2 separate regions of the Homo sapiens genome follow, and region 1 is linked to region 2. Evidence: chromatin contacts called from ENCODE Hi-C data. All regions are on one chromosome and are shown on one strand. The core of a region is the stretch at or near the end of the contact, and the rest is flanking DNA. Distances in the headings are between cores, read along the strand shown.

Region 1 (7,256 bases), core at 2,732-5,231, 1.2 Mb after region 2:
ACTGCTTCAAAAAGATGGAATTATTGTGCTTGAACAAATTGAGAGGAGGGCACAGTTTGGGGACAAATGATTAAAACAAACAAAAAAAATTGTCTTTGTTTATAAAAAACAAAATATCTACCTATATGGATTAGAGAAAGTAAGTCAGGTAAAAAAGGGAATTTTTAACCTCAGGAAAAGCATAAGTTGTTCAGAAATGGAAAAATAAATGTAGTATTTATGGTTCAGTGATTCACAGTATTTAAAGAATTATAACAATGTAAACATTGTTAAAAAGTAAATTGAAGCTGGTTGCTCCAGCTTACCCCTGTAATTTCAGTACTTTGGGAAGCCAAGGTGGAAGGATCACTTGAGGCCAGGAATTTGAGACCAGCCTGGGCAACATAGCGAGACCCTGACTATACAAAAACCTTTTTTTAATTAGCCAGGAGTTGCGGTGCACACCTGTAGTCCAGCTACTTGGGAGGCTGAGGCAGGAGGATCCTTTGAGCCCAGGACATTAAGAATTCAGTGAGCTATAATCGTGCCACTGTACTCTAGTCTGGGTGACAGAGCAAGATCCTGTCTCTAAAAGAAAAATAAAATAAATTGAAGCACAACTTTAAAGAATATATTTGAGCAAACAATGATTCATTAATCAGACAGCTCCAAACGAGGAGTATTCAAGAGCTCCACCAACAGACCACAAAGCAGGAGACTTTTATAGGACAGATACAGAAGTAAAGCAAAGAAAAATTTGATTGGATATAGTTATCCAGTTGCCTTATTTGGTCTATGTCCGTTAGTCCATTCTTGCATTGCTATAAAGAAATACTTGAAGCTGGGTAATTTATAAAGAAAAGAGGTTTAATTGGCTCATGGTTCTGCAGGCTGCACAGGAAGTGTTGTACTGACATCTGCTTCTGGTGAGGCCTCAGGAAGCTTCCACTGGTGGCGGAAGGTGAAGAGGAAGCCAGTAAGTCATATGACAAGAGCAGGCATGGCGGCGGGGGAGGAGGGCAGGTGCACACACTTTTCAACAACCAGAGTTCACGTGAACTTATAGTGAGAACTCACTCATCACCAAGGGGATGGCTATTCATGAAGGATTCGCCCTCATGATCCAATACCTCCCACCAAGCCCCACCTCCAGCACTGGGAATTACATTTCAACATGAGATTTCGGTGGGGACAAATATCCAAACCATATCAGTCCCACTGGAAAATCCCTAATTAAATAATTACAAGTTTTTGGCTACTTCTGATTGTTTGGGCTTAAATTATGTTTTTCTTTAATACAGGCATTTGCAAGAAAAATCTGAAGTTAAGTTTTGCTTATGTTTGCAATCAAGCAAGGTTTAGGTCACTTAAGAGGCCTAACTTGTTTTGTCTGCTCAGAGATTCTTCAGGCCTGACCTCCACTTTAATTTACTTGAAGAGCATCGAATATGAATCTGCAGAATTTCAGTGAAACTATAGAGGAAGAATGGAGGTAAGGGGTGTGTGTGTGTGTGTATGTGTGTGTGTGCGCCCACAAGCACTTGTGCATGCTCTTGTGTGTATATGTTGTATGTTATGTGAAACAGTAAAATCCTTTTTTATCTGTAGAGGAAGTCAATGTTCAATGCATAAGATGAAAACACCAAGAAATAGTAATGAAGTCATGTTATTATAGATATATGGATGTAAATATCAAAAGAATCCATTAAAATGAAAGTGATTGCTTTAGAATTAGAAAATGGCAGAGGGAAAATGGAGAGTTGAGGAACTGCTCTCTATCATAAGCTTTAAATCTATCTTCCTGGGCATGGTGACTCACGCCTGTAATCCCAAAGTTTTGGGAGGCTGAGGCAGGAGGATTGCTGAGCCGGGAGTTTGAGACTGGCCTTGGCAGCATAGTGAGCCCCCATCTCTACAAAAAATAATAATAAAAAAAAAAACTAGCAGGACATGGTGGTGCATGCCTGTAGTCCCAGCTACTTGGGAGGCTGGGATGGAAGGATTGTTTGAGCCTGGGACAGTGAGGCTGCAGTGAATCGGGATCATGTCACTGCACTCCAGCTCTGGGCAACAGAGAGAGACCCTGCCTCAAACAAACAAACAAACAAGCCAAAAATACCCACAAACAATCTAACCCTAAACTCTGTGGATTTACAACTTTCATTTTAAAAAATTTTAATAAAAGGAAGAGATCAATGGTCAAAATTATAGAGTAGTATAGCAGAATGAGAATTAACTAAAAATCACTTCCAGGGACCAGCAGGCTACTATTTGGCAATGGAACAGTTCTGGGTTGGTCCACCCTAAGTGCTAGAGTCTGCCTCTATTCTAGGTCCCTCCTCAGTACAGGACAATTTGTTTCATGAAACTACCAAGTTGCTTTGTTACTATATATAAAAATTATTCAGATTTATCACGTCACCACCCGCTATGAGAATTTACGCAACAAACACCGAGCGCTTGCTTCTCAATGCCTCTTTCTAACGTTGTGTCTCTATTTCTTGTACCATCTCCCCCCACCCACCCTGACACACATTAAATCTAATCAGGGTGTTATCTAGATTTCAATACAAGTTTGACAAGTAGACAAGTATATGAATAAGAGATTAACACAAACTCAAACTGCCCCATGTGTCCTGTCTTCATGGAAATTAGCTTGTAAAGTCAAATGAGTTGGTTTTTCTTTTTCTTTTCTTTCTTTCTTTCTTTCTTTTTTTTTTTTTTTTCGGAGACAGGGCCCAGGTTGGAGTGCAGTGGTACAATCACAGCTCACTGTAGCCTCGACCTCCTGGGCTCAAGCAATCCTCTTGCCTCAGTCTCCCACGTAGCTGGGACCACAGGTGTGTGCCACCATGCCCAGCCAATTTTTGTATTTTTTTATAGAGACGGGGTTTCACCATGTTGCCCAGACTGGTCTCAAACTCCTGCACTCAAGTGATCTGCCAGCCTCAGCCTCCCAGTGAGTTGTTTTTTCTCTTTGTTCTCACATCATCCCTTTCTCCTTCTTGCATATCCCTAAGTTTAAGCCCCAGGTTATGCCGCATCTCCTTGATGAAGTCTTTCTGATCAGGGTCGGGCTTCCCAAAGATAACTTCTTCGTTCTCTCTCACCCTCTTACTGAAAGGCACCAACAGCTCTTCTTAGCAATGTACTGAGTGCCTGGCACTTAGTGTTGTTTACTTTATTGTTCCAAGCTCCATCTGGGGGCAAGCTCCCCAACTGAGACATTATTAGTACTCCCTGCATCTACGAAGGACTTCGTTGGAACTTGTAGATTTGGCTCCTGAAACCACACAAAATAAAACAAAATCCTGAACATGCCTACATAAATATGCACAAAAACACATTCAGTTCCACTGAATGGTTATTTGATGAAATTGAAATTATTTTTCATTCTTCAGGCATGACCATCATTTTGTTTAAATACAGACTTCTTATCTTTTAAAGGCATATACTAAATATGTACATATGAAATGGTATAATGTTTGGGATTTGCTTCAAAATAACTTGGTACTTGAAGAGAACTAGGTGGCAGTGTAAGTAAAATCAGAGGGCCAGGAATTTCTGCTTTTTGTGGCCCAAGGATGGGTAAATAGAGGTAATTTGTGCTATTTCCTCTATTTTTAATTTGTTAGAAATTTGTATAATAAAATATTAAATACATAAATATATATTTATATCTAAGATATAATTATAATAGATATTAAATATACGTAAGTACATATATATGCATTCAATTATGGAATAAAGAGTGTTTGACCTGGCCGGGCGTGGTGGCTCATGCCTGTAATTTCAGCACTTTGGGAGGCCGAGGCAGGTGGATCACGAGGTCAGGAGTTTGAAACCAGCCCGGCCAACATGGTGAAACCCTGTCTCTACTAAAAATACAAAAAATTAGCCAGGCATGGTGGCTGGCGCCTGTAATTCCAGCTACTCGGGAGGCTGAAGCGGGAGAATCACTTGACCTGGGAGGTGGAGTTTGCGGTGAGCCGAGATCGCACCATTGCACTCTAATCGGGGCGACAAGAGTGAAACTCCATCTAAAAAAAAAAAAGTGTTTGACTTTAATGAGTTATTACTTCCTGGCTTAACCCCTTTTACTTTACAGAAAAGACATAAAAAAGTGAAATTACTTGTCTAAGTTCACAATAATGGCTGACTGTGACAATGCTGGGCCTAGACTTCAGATCTAATCATTCTAAGTGTAGTGGACTCGGAGATAGCTGAGATAGAGGAGGTGGCGGGGGAGAAGTGCTAACTGCTTTATTCTCTCATCTGAAAGCTTTAAGTCTGTTAAAAATAGAACTTGCCTAGTCAAAGTAATACTCTCAGCTATTATTATTCAATTATACCTTGGTGTGAATGAGTGTGACATCCTTTTCTGAGAAATAACCCATTAAAGAACCACAGAGGAGAAAAGAGTAGAGGCTGGAGAAAGTGCAGGACTTGAAAGACAAGGAGTCTAACCATACATTTTATCTACTCAAAATGTAGAGCAGATGCACCAGAAAATATTAACAGTGGCTATCTCTGGGTGTTAGGATAAGAGTTGCTTTTGTTTTGTTTTAGTTTTTTTATATTTTCCAAGTTTTCTGCCTAATACACATATTACTTTTATCATTCATTCTTTGTTATCTAACACAGATTTTTTTTTTTTTTTTTTTTTTTTTTGAGACAGAGTCTTCCTCTTGTCACCCAGGCTGGAGTGCAGTGGCACAATCTCAGCTCACTGCAACCTCCACCTCCCAGGTTCAAGCAATCCTCCTGCTGGGATTACAGATGCCCACCCCCATGCCTGGCTGTTTTTTGTATTTTTAGTAGAGATGGGGTTTCGCCATGTTGCCCAGGCTGGTCTGGAACGCCTGACCTTATGATCTGCCCACCTTGACCTCCCAAAGTGCTGGGATTACAGGTGTGAGCCACCGTGCCCAGGTTTTGCCCCAACCTTTTTGGTACCAGGGACCAGTTTCACGGAAGACAATTTTTCCATGGATGGGGTGCGGGGGGATGGTTTCAGAATAATTCAAGTGCATTACGCTTATTGTGCACTGATTTCTATTATTATTACATTGTGATAGACAATGAAATAATTATACAACTCACCATAATGTAGAATCAGTAGGAACCTGAGCTTGTTTTCCTGCAACTAGGTGGTCCCATCTAGGGGTGAGGGGAGACAGTGACAGGTCATCATGCATTAGATTCTCATAAATAGCAGCAATCTAGATCCCTCGCATGCGCAGTTCACAATAGCGTTCATGCTTCTCTGAGAATCTAATGCTGCCTCTGATCTGACAGGAGGTGGAGCTGAGGCAGTAATGCGAGTGATGGGGAGCAGCTGTAAATACAGATGAAGCTTGGCTCGCTTGCCTGCTGCTCAGCTCCTGCTGTGCGGGCTGGTTCCTAACGAGCAAGAAGAAACCTGGAGGACACTTTGGTTTCATCAAGCAACACTTGCCACCAGGAAGGCGTTGAGTGCCAATTCCACACCCAATACCCCCAGGTAGAGGAAGTCTTGGGCCTTGGGGTTTGCAGTCTAGTTTCCTGGTAGTGTCTGTCATGGGGCTGAAGACCAAGCTTCGTCTTCATGCTAGACTTTGCCCATTTGGATATTTCATATCTTGAGAGGCAAAGAGAGCTTCTGCAATGTTTGAGGCCAAAATTCAAAGCAGAGCCAGGCCCAGGAATCCCATCAAGCAAGGCCTGTTGCCCATTCTGCTACGATTCAGATAACTTTTGAGAATATAAATGGCTCCCTGGGCCACTGTCTTAATCTTTCTATACCTTGGTGAGGCTTCTGTTAATGGTAGAATCTAGATGAAGGATAGTTTGGGCCACTTCGTAAATGTGGGTAGTGATCTTATTCAGATTAGATGATTTTGTTCAGATTAGGATGCCAAAAGTCTGGAACAAGGCAAGACCAGAAAGTCTGGTTAGGCAAGAGGCAAATGGTTTAAAACAGAGACCTTCACAATTTGGCAAGCTTTTAAATTACTTGGAGTATGCAAAATACAGTTGCCTGGACCTTACCCGAGACCCACGGGAAAACAACAACAACAACAACAGGGCAGGTTCCATGGATCTGTGCCGGGCTATTCCCCCAGAGAAATCAGGGAAAATTATAGATGTCCATAATTCCAGACAGAATTATAGGTCCCTGAGCTTGGTTTGCTGAGATAACATGTTGCTTTTCTCTCTCTCTCTCTTTTTCTCTCTCTCAATGTCTCTCCCTTTTCAAAAGTAGATGTCACCTTTCTGATCCAATGCTTGATTGCTAGCTGGGCTGAACCAGAAGCATCACGTCTAGTTAGTCTAGATGTGGATGCAATTCAGTAATCATAAACATTAGAGCTAGAATATTGTAGGTAATTGATGTAACCAAATGAAGAACCAGAGACCCAGAGATGAAAAGTTCCTTGCCCAGATCTGCAAACTCACATCCAGGTTGCTCCCTGCCTACCCTCATCTCTTACAAGCCAGCATCCTTTTACAGCAGACTGTGGGCCCCAAAGCACAGCTGTGGACAAGAGGGCACTGTACATTCACCCCAAGGTCTCAAGGCCACCAGGGGCTTGGTCAGCGTTTGTGGTTGTGGCACTTCGCATTTGCCTCTTTGAGGGCTCCCAAAAACCCACTTCCTGGCCGGGCATGGTGGCTCACGCCTGTAATCCCAGCACTTTGGGAGGCCAAGGCAGGCAGATCACTTGAGGTCAGGAATTCAAGACCAGCCTGGCCAACATGGTGAAACCCCATCTCTACCAAAAATGCAAAAATTAGCCAGGCATGGTGGTGGGTTCCTGTAGTCCCAGCTACTCGAGAGGCTGAGGCAGGAGAATCGCCTGATCCCAGGAGGTAGAGGTTGCAGTGAGCCGAGATCACACCACTGCACTCCAGCCTGAGCGAGAGTGAGACTCTGTCTCAAAAAAAAAAAAAGACAAAACCCACTTCCTTTCACCTTAGCACCCTAATGAGTAACAAGGAAGTTCAGAGATGAGTTCCTTTGCCCCAGCCTCTGCAGCAATGTGTTTTGAGAGCGCTGGGCTCCCTCGTGGTGCAGAGAGGGGACATCATCTTGCAGTGGACTTTCACAGCAGACCACACCTAAGAAGCAAAAATCCAGTCCATGTAGAGTGCATCCTCAGGCTCTAGGGGCCCATGGTCCCCTGTTCCTTGCACCATCAGATAGTCCCATGTGTGGGTCGCTGGCCTTGTTTCTGGTACCTTGCAGGGAGACCAGGCCAAGTGTGAAAATCCACCAGGGCCCTTTGCAAGCCCAA
Region 2 (7,323 bases), core at 4,399-6,898:
TGCTCTTCTCATGACAGTGAGTTCTCACGAGATCTGATGGTTGTATAAGGGGCTTTCCCCACTCCTTTTCTCAGCACTTCTTCTTCCTGCCACCATATGAAGAAGGATGTGTTTGCTTCCCCTTCCATTTTGATTGTAAGTTTCCTGAGGCCTCCCCAGCCCTGCAGGTATGTCCTTATAGCAGGATGAGAATGGACTAATACAAAGATATCAGTGTTTCTTTCTTTTCAGAGACAGAATCTCACTCTTATCAGCAAGGCTGGAGTGCAGTGGCATGATGGCATAATCATAGCTCACTGCAACCTTGAATTCCTAAGCTCAAATCATCCTCCCACCTCAGCCTCCTGAGTAGCTAGGACTACAGGCATGCAACACACATTCCTGGCTATTTGTTTTTTAATTTTTGTAGAGATAGGGCCTCGCTTTGTTGCCCAGGCTGGTCTCAAACTCCTAGCCTCAAATGATCCTCCTGCTTCGGCCTCCTAAAGCGCTGGGATTACAGATGTGAGCCACCATGCCTGGCCAGGTATCAATGGTATACTGAACCTCTAAAATGAGAAAATGTGTTAGGTAAGCTTCCCATGTTTTCCTAGGATCAGAGGCAGTTTATATAGAATTATCTCTTCCTTAAAGCTTTGTCAGAATCTACCTGAAAAGCCCTCTGGACTCAGTGTCTGTTTTAGGGATAGATCTTTGAGTATCTCTTTAAGTTCCTTGATAGTAATGATTCTATTTAACATTCCTAATTTTCCTTGAATGAATCTTTGTAATTAATATTTTTCTAGGATATTAGTCTCTTCATCCAGTACTTTTCAAAATGCTTGCCATGAAGATAAACATTCTTAGTTTTTGACTTGTGATTTTTTCTTGAAAGATAAGCCAAAGTTTTGCCTTTCTATTACTTCTCTCAAAAAACAAGTTAATTTTTATTTTTTAACTTTTATTTTAAGTTCAGGGGTACATATGCAGGTTTGTTATATAGGTAAACTTGTGTCATGGGGGTTTGTTGTACAGATTATTTCATCACCCAGGTATTAAGCCTAGTACCTATTAGTTATTTTTCCTGATCCTCATCTCCAGCCCCTGATAGGACCCCGTGTGTATTGTTCCCCTCTATGTGTCCATGTGTTCTCATCATTTAGCTCTCACTTAAAAACGAAAACATGCGGTTTTGGTTTTCTGTTTCTGTGTTAGTTTGCTAAGGATATTGGCCTCTAGCTCCATCCATGTTCCTGCAAAAAATATGATCTCATTCTTTTTTTATGGCTGCATAGTATTCCATGTGTATATGTACCACATTTTCTTTTTCCAGTGTATCATTGATGGGCATTTAGGTTGATACCGTGCCTTTGCTATTGTGAATAGTGCTGCAATGAACATACACATGCATGTGTCTTTATAATAGAACAATTTATATTCCTTTGGGCATATACCCAGTAATGGGATTGCTGGGTCAATTGGTATTTCTGCTTTTAGGTCTTTGAGAAATCGCCACACTGTTTTCCACAATGGTTGAACTAATTTACACTCCCACCAACAGTGTATAAGTGTTTCCTTTTCTCTGCAACCTTGCCAGCATCTGAAAAACCAGTCACCACATGCTATCACCTCTTTATTTTCTATTTTTATTAATTTCTACTCTTATCTTTCTTAATTCATTCCTTCAACTTTCTTCAGGTTTATTTTGTCTCTCTCCATCCCCTGCCAAGCTTCTTGAGTTGAAATCTTGGTTGATTCATTTATTTTCAACATTTCTTATTTTCTGTCACATGCACATAAGGCTATGTATTTTCCCTGTGAGTGCTGTCTTAGCGTGTCCCAAGGGCCTTGATATCCATGGACAGCTCTTACTGTGATTCAGTTCTAAATGGCTTGTAATTTCTGTGCTTATTTCCTGTCAAACCTAAGACTTATTTAGTGGAATGTTTTAAAATATCCAAGAGGATAGATTTTTGTTTGTTATCCATCTTTTATTATTTTCTAATTTTATTCCATTATAGTTCATGAATGTATGCTGTCACAGTTTTACTATTGGGGATTTGTTGTGATTTTCTTTGTGGTTTAATACATTCAGAGAATGTCTCATGAGAGTTGGAAAAAAATGTGTAATGTCTGTTGGATAAAAACTTGTTTCTCTCCATATGCCTATGAAGTTATAAATGTTAGTTTTGTCAGCCAGGACTTCTTAAGACATATTCATTTGGGTAGTAGTTGATCAGCCTGTTTTTGAGAAATGTATTTAAAGCCACCCATGATGGGGACTTACCAGTGATTCCTTGCATTTCTATCAGGGCTTGTCTTACTTACAGATTTTGAGGCCAAGGTTGTAGGTACATAAATGTTTATGATTCATATTTTTGTGGATTATAATGTTATAATTATGATATATTCTTTTAATGCTTTTCATTTTGAATTTTATTTTGTGTGAGATGACTACTATTAATATATACCTGGCATGCCTTTTTCTTTTATTTTCTTTTTTTGTCATCCAGGCTGGAGTGCAGTGTCATCCAGGCTGGAGTGCAGCCTGTCTGTCATCCAGGCTGGAGTGCAGTGGCACAATCTTGGTTAACTGCAACCTCCCTGCCTCCCAGGCCCAAGTGGTCCTTCCACCTCAGCCTCCTGAGTAGCTGCGACCACAGGCCTGCACCAGCATGCCTGACTGATTTTTGTATTTTTGTATTTATTTATTTATTTTTTGAAACAGAGCTTTGCTCTTGTTGCCCAGGCTGGAGTGCAATGGCATGATCTTGGCTCACTGCAACCTCTGCCTCCTGGGTTCAAGCGATTCTCCTACCTCAGCCTCCCAAGTAGCTGAGATTACAGGCATGCACCACCACACCCAGCTAATTTTGTATTTTTAGTAGTGACAGGGTTTCTCCACGTTGGTCAAGCTGGTCTCGAACTCCCTACCTCAGGTGATCCGCCCGCCCCGGCCTTCCAAAGTGCTGGGATTACAGGCGTGAGCTACCGTGTCTGGCCTAATTTTTGTGTTTTTTTTTTTTTTTTTTTTGAGACGGAGTCTCACACTGTCACCTGGGCTGGAGTGCAATGGTGCGATCTCAGCTCATTGCAACCTCCGTCTCCCAGGTTCAAGCGATTGTCCTGCCTCAGCCTCCCGAGTAGCTGAGATTACATAATTTTTGTATTTTTAATAGAGATGGGGTTTCGCCGTGTTGGTCAGGCTGGTCTCGAACCCTTGACCTCAGGTCATCCACCTGCCTCAGCCTCCCAAAGTTCTGGGATTATAGGTGTGAGCCACTGCGCCCGGCCTAGCATGCCTTTTTCGATGTCTTTTCCATCTTTCCTGTGTTCTTTTCATTAGGTGTTAGGATTGCTGATATGTTTGGCCTTCTTTCTGGCTGTGGCAGAAAAGTCACAATGGTCTTTCCCAAGTATATGCCATTTGGCTACCAAAAATGCATCCTCCCTTTCCTAGCATGGAAAGTGACAGCCCAGTCAAGGGCTATTTTCTCAACCCTCTTCATGCCCAGTTATGGTCATGTGATTAGTTCTCAGCAATGAAATGTGGGCAGCAGTGATGGGAATCACTAAGGACTTAATGTTTTTCTCTGCTTTTATTGAATGCGCACTTAATTGGTGATGATTTGCAGAGAAGTGGAGAAAGCAGGGAACTAAGGAGTTTCTATTTGTTTACTGATTCTAAGCCCTGAAAATGCCAGGTGATCGGGGGTGATCAGACGTGTCTGAATCACGTTGGTGGTGCCAGTGACTTGCTTGATGTTTGCCTTCCCCATCACTTCAGCTCCCTGAGGCCTGGGACTGTGCCTACCAAGTGCTACATGGTCTCCCTAAAGCTTGGGTTATAGTACACTCTTTATTAACATTTATTGTGTGAATAAATGAAATGCTTTACATTTACTGGTGACCTCATCAACTAATTCTTTTTTTTTTTTTTTTTTTGAGACGGAGTCTCGCTCTGTCACCTAGGCTGGAGTATAGTGGCGCACGTCGGCTCACTGCAAGCTCCGCCTCCCAGGTTCACGCCATTCTCCTGCCTCAGCCTCCGAAGTAGCTGGGACTACAGGCGCCCGCCACCACGCCCAGCTAATTTTTTGTATTTTTAGTAGAGACGGGGTTTCACCATGTTAGCCAGGATGGTCTCGATCTCCTGACCTCATGATCTGCCTGCCTCGGCCTCACAAAGTGCTGGGATTACAGGCGTGAACCACCGCGCCTGGCCTTCATCAACTAATTCTTTTGGTAAATGAATTTCTGCTTAAACCAGGCCAAGACCTTTCTTTATAAGAAGCCAGGCCAGTGAATCAGGGAGTGAGATCAGAGGAAAGGAAGTCTCCCTTTTGTGTCTTTAAGTCATGTATTGTGCCGTGACTAGCTGGAAAAGCTGCAAAATAGTATAATAGAAGCTGTATATATCAGCAATAGCAAGGATTACTTGTCTGAGAACCTGGTTTGTGCCAGGCACTGACCTTGATGCTTTTCATACATTGCTTCATTGAATACTCATAAAAGCTACCACACAGGTGTGATTCTCCCTATTTTACAGATGCATCAGCTGAGGCTCTGTGCGGTAAATAAGTTGTTCAATGACAGAGACCAAGTAAGTGGCCAAGTCAGGACTCATATCCGTCTTCCTGACTTCGAGCTTGAATTCCCTTCTACCATACCTTATAAAAAGAATTCAGCAGCCTGAGGTTCAAGGTTCAGCTGCATGATATTGAGAATTCATTTAGTTTCTCTGAGCCGCCATCTCCTTATTTGTGGAATGGAGATAATGATGACACTGATTGATGCTCAGCTCCTCACAGAGTTATTGTAAAGACAAGTGAGAGAATGACTATGTGTTTTGCAAGTGATTAAATTCACAAACACAAGTCACTTTACTTACAGTATACTGGAGACACTTACATTAGGCTTTTAAACATTTATATATATATGTATATATATTTTTTGATACAGGGTCTCACTTTGTCACCCAGGCTGGACTGCAGTGGTGCAATCTTGGCTCACTGCAGCCTAGACCTCCAGGACTCAAGAGGTCAGATCCTCCCAACTCAGCCTCCTGAGTAGCTGGGACTACAGGTGTGTGCCACCATGCCTGGCTAATTTTTTTTGTATTTTTTTGTAGAGATGGGGTCTCGCCATGTTACTCAGGCTAGTCTTGAACTCCTAAGCTCAAGTGATCCATCCACCACGGCCTCGCAAAGTGCTAGGATTATACGTGTGAGCCACCGCTCCTGGCCAGACTTTTTTTTTTTATTTAAAAAACTTTATTTTTAAACTTTAATTTTTGAGACAGGGTCTCACTCTGTCACCCATGCTGGGTTGCAGTGGTGTGATCATGGCTTACTGCAACCTTGACTTTTTGGGCTCAAGGGGTCCTCCTGCCTTAGCCTCCCAAGTAGCTTGGGCTACAGGCATGTGCCACCACGCCTAGCTAATTAAAAAAAATTTTTTTTGTAGAGACGGTGTCTTGCCATGTTGCCTAGGCTGGTCTCGAACTTCTGGGCTCAAGCTCCCACCTTGGACTCCCAGTGTTGGAATTACAGGTGTGAGTCAATGCGTTGGGCCGCATTAAACTTTAAAGTTTCTGAATTTGAGGACACGACTTTATGACAGGCAACCTCTCAGTTTTTCAGAATAGAAATAATCCTTTCAGTCACATGAGAGAACAGTGTCTTCTATTTTAAGTAGTCAACTTTCTCTTTAGTGTTGTTTGTATGTGGGCAAACCCTACCCAAGTTTCTGTTCCTGAAATCAATTTCTTAATTTGCATTAGGCAAAAGTGTTGCATAAGCTTATTTTATTATCATCCAGCTTTTTATAGATCTTTGCTGAGAGACAATACGGGCTTGTTGAAAGAGGCCCTGTTTGACTGTCCCAAGCCCTGGGATGGAGTCCTAGCCCTGGCACTTAGCAGCTGTGGGATCGTGGGTGAACTACTTCACCTCCCTGCTTCTCAGGCCTCTACATCTGCAAAGTGAGAACAAGGGGAGCTCTTTCCCTAAGGGCCCTTTCACTGTACTACTTAAAAATGATTGCAAAGAGTCTTGCGTTAAGCAAAACTGAACACCTGCTGTAAATGTCTGCACCTCAGCAACATGACCCACAGTAGAATCTATATTTAGTTGCATTTGGATAATCTTCCTTTCCCCTTTTGCTTTAGCACTTTCTACCTTCAATTATTTCTTTATTACAGCAATGCCCCCTTTTTGCTCTACTGATGTGGGTGAGATGCAAATGGGCCTTTTGAGACTCTTGCTGTGTCCCCTGGGCCCCAGATGGACAGATGGGAGACAGAACGATTGTGGAGTACATCTTGGAGCTGACAGGTTTTGGGGGCAGGAAGTGTTAGTCAACACATGAGAAAAATGGGGTAAACAGCTGGAAAAGGCTGAGCATTAGCTGACAGGCTCTTTAGCCAACTGTCCTAGGACTGGATCAGGGCCTTGTGCATGGTGGGAGAGGCACCTAGGACCTGTGGAAAGGACAGGAAGCCAGACCCAAGAAGCCTCAGGCTGCAACCTGGCCCTCAGTTATTATCACAAAACTTACAAAGGTGTGAGCCTCGTGAATCAGCTGCAATAGATTGTTGCCTTGAGGACAAGACAGTCTAAACAACTAAAAATTAGCCAGGTGTGGTGGCTCATGCTTGTTATCTCAGGGCTTCAGGAGGCTAAGGCAGGAGGATTGCTTGAGGCCAGAAGTTCAAGACGAGCCTGAGCAACACAGTGAGAGCCCCCCCCCAACCCCCCACCCCTCAACTTCTACAAAAAAATTTAAAAATTAGCTGGGCATGGTGGTGCACACTTGTAGTCCTAGCTACTTGGGAGGCTGAGGTGGGAGAATTGCTTGAGCCCAGGAGTTTGAGGTTGCAGTGAGTTATGATTGTGTCACTGGACTCCAGCCTGGGCAACAGAGCAAGACTCTGACTCAAAAAAAAAAAAAAACAAACCCAAAAAGCAAAAAGCAAAACCAAAAACCACACATACACAATGAAAATTATTACAAAATAGCCTGAACTTGGTAGATCCATTTCTTACACCAGGCATGGTGGCTCACATCTTTAATCCCAACATTTTGGGAGGCTGAAGTAGGCAGATTGCTTGAGCCCAGGAGTTCAAGACCAGCTTGGGCAATATAGGACACCCCATCTCTATGAATTAGCCAGGAGTGATGTCATGGGTCTGTAGTCCCAGCTACTTGGGAGGCTGGGGTGGGAGGATGGCTTCATCCTGGAAGGTAGTGGCTACAGTGAGCTGAGATTGCGCCACTACACTCCAGCCTGGGTGACAGAGAGAGACACTGTATCAATCAATTAATCAATAAATAAAATGAAAG

Evidence for each region. A loop is a pair of places that touch in the nucleus more often than their neighbours do. Pooled maps may share reads with other maps.
Region 1: a loop to region 2 is called in a map with no recorded cell type, with 15 times the contacts of the local background. The contact joins two enhancer-like sites. A Hi-C loop is called at or near these places in 2 of 37 single-sample maps with no recorded cell type and 2 of 50 pooled maps.

What each region holds. Positions count from the first base shown.
Region 1 is chr21:32,925,575-32,932,830 of GRCh38, forward strand. LOC105377136 (a long non-coding RNA gene) reads left to right here. Exons shown (of 6, transcript XR_937669.3): 5 at 1,378-1,471; 6 at 5,278-6,561. Among named protein-coding and RNA genes, the nearest start is that of LINC01690, 30 kb to the right of the region's middle. RefSeq lists an enhancer at 7,050-7,129. Within about 2 kb of position 3,982, at least 3 of the 41 ENCODE cell types and tissues checked have a DNase peak (open chromatin) inside an H3K27ac peak, as active enhancers do.
Region 2 is chr21:31,767,108-31,774,430 of GRCh38, forward strand. No RefSeq gene overlaps it. Among named protein-coding and RNA genes, the nearest start is that of SCAF4, 39 kb to the left of the region's middle. RefSeq lists an enhancer at 5,717-6,006. Within about 2 kb of position 5,649, at least 3 of the 41 ENCODE cell types and tissues checked have a DNase peak (open chromatin) inside an H3K27ac peak, as active enhancers do.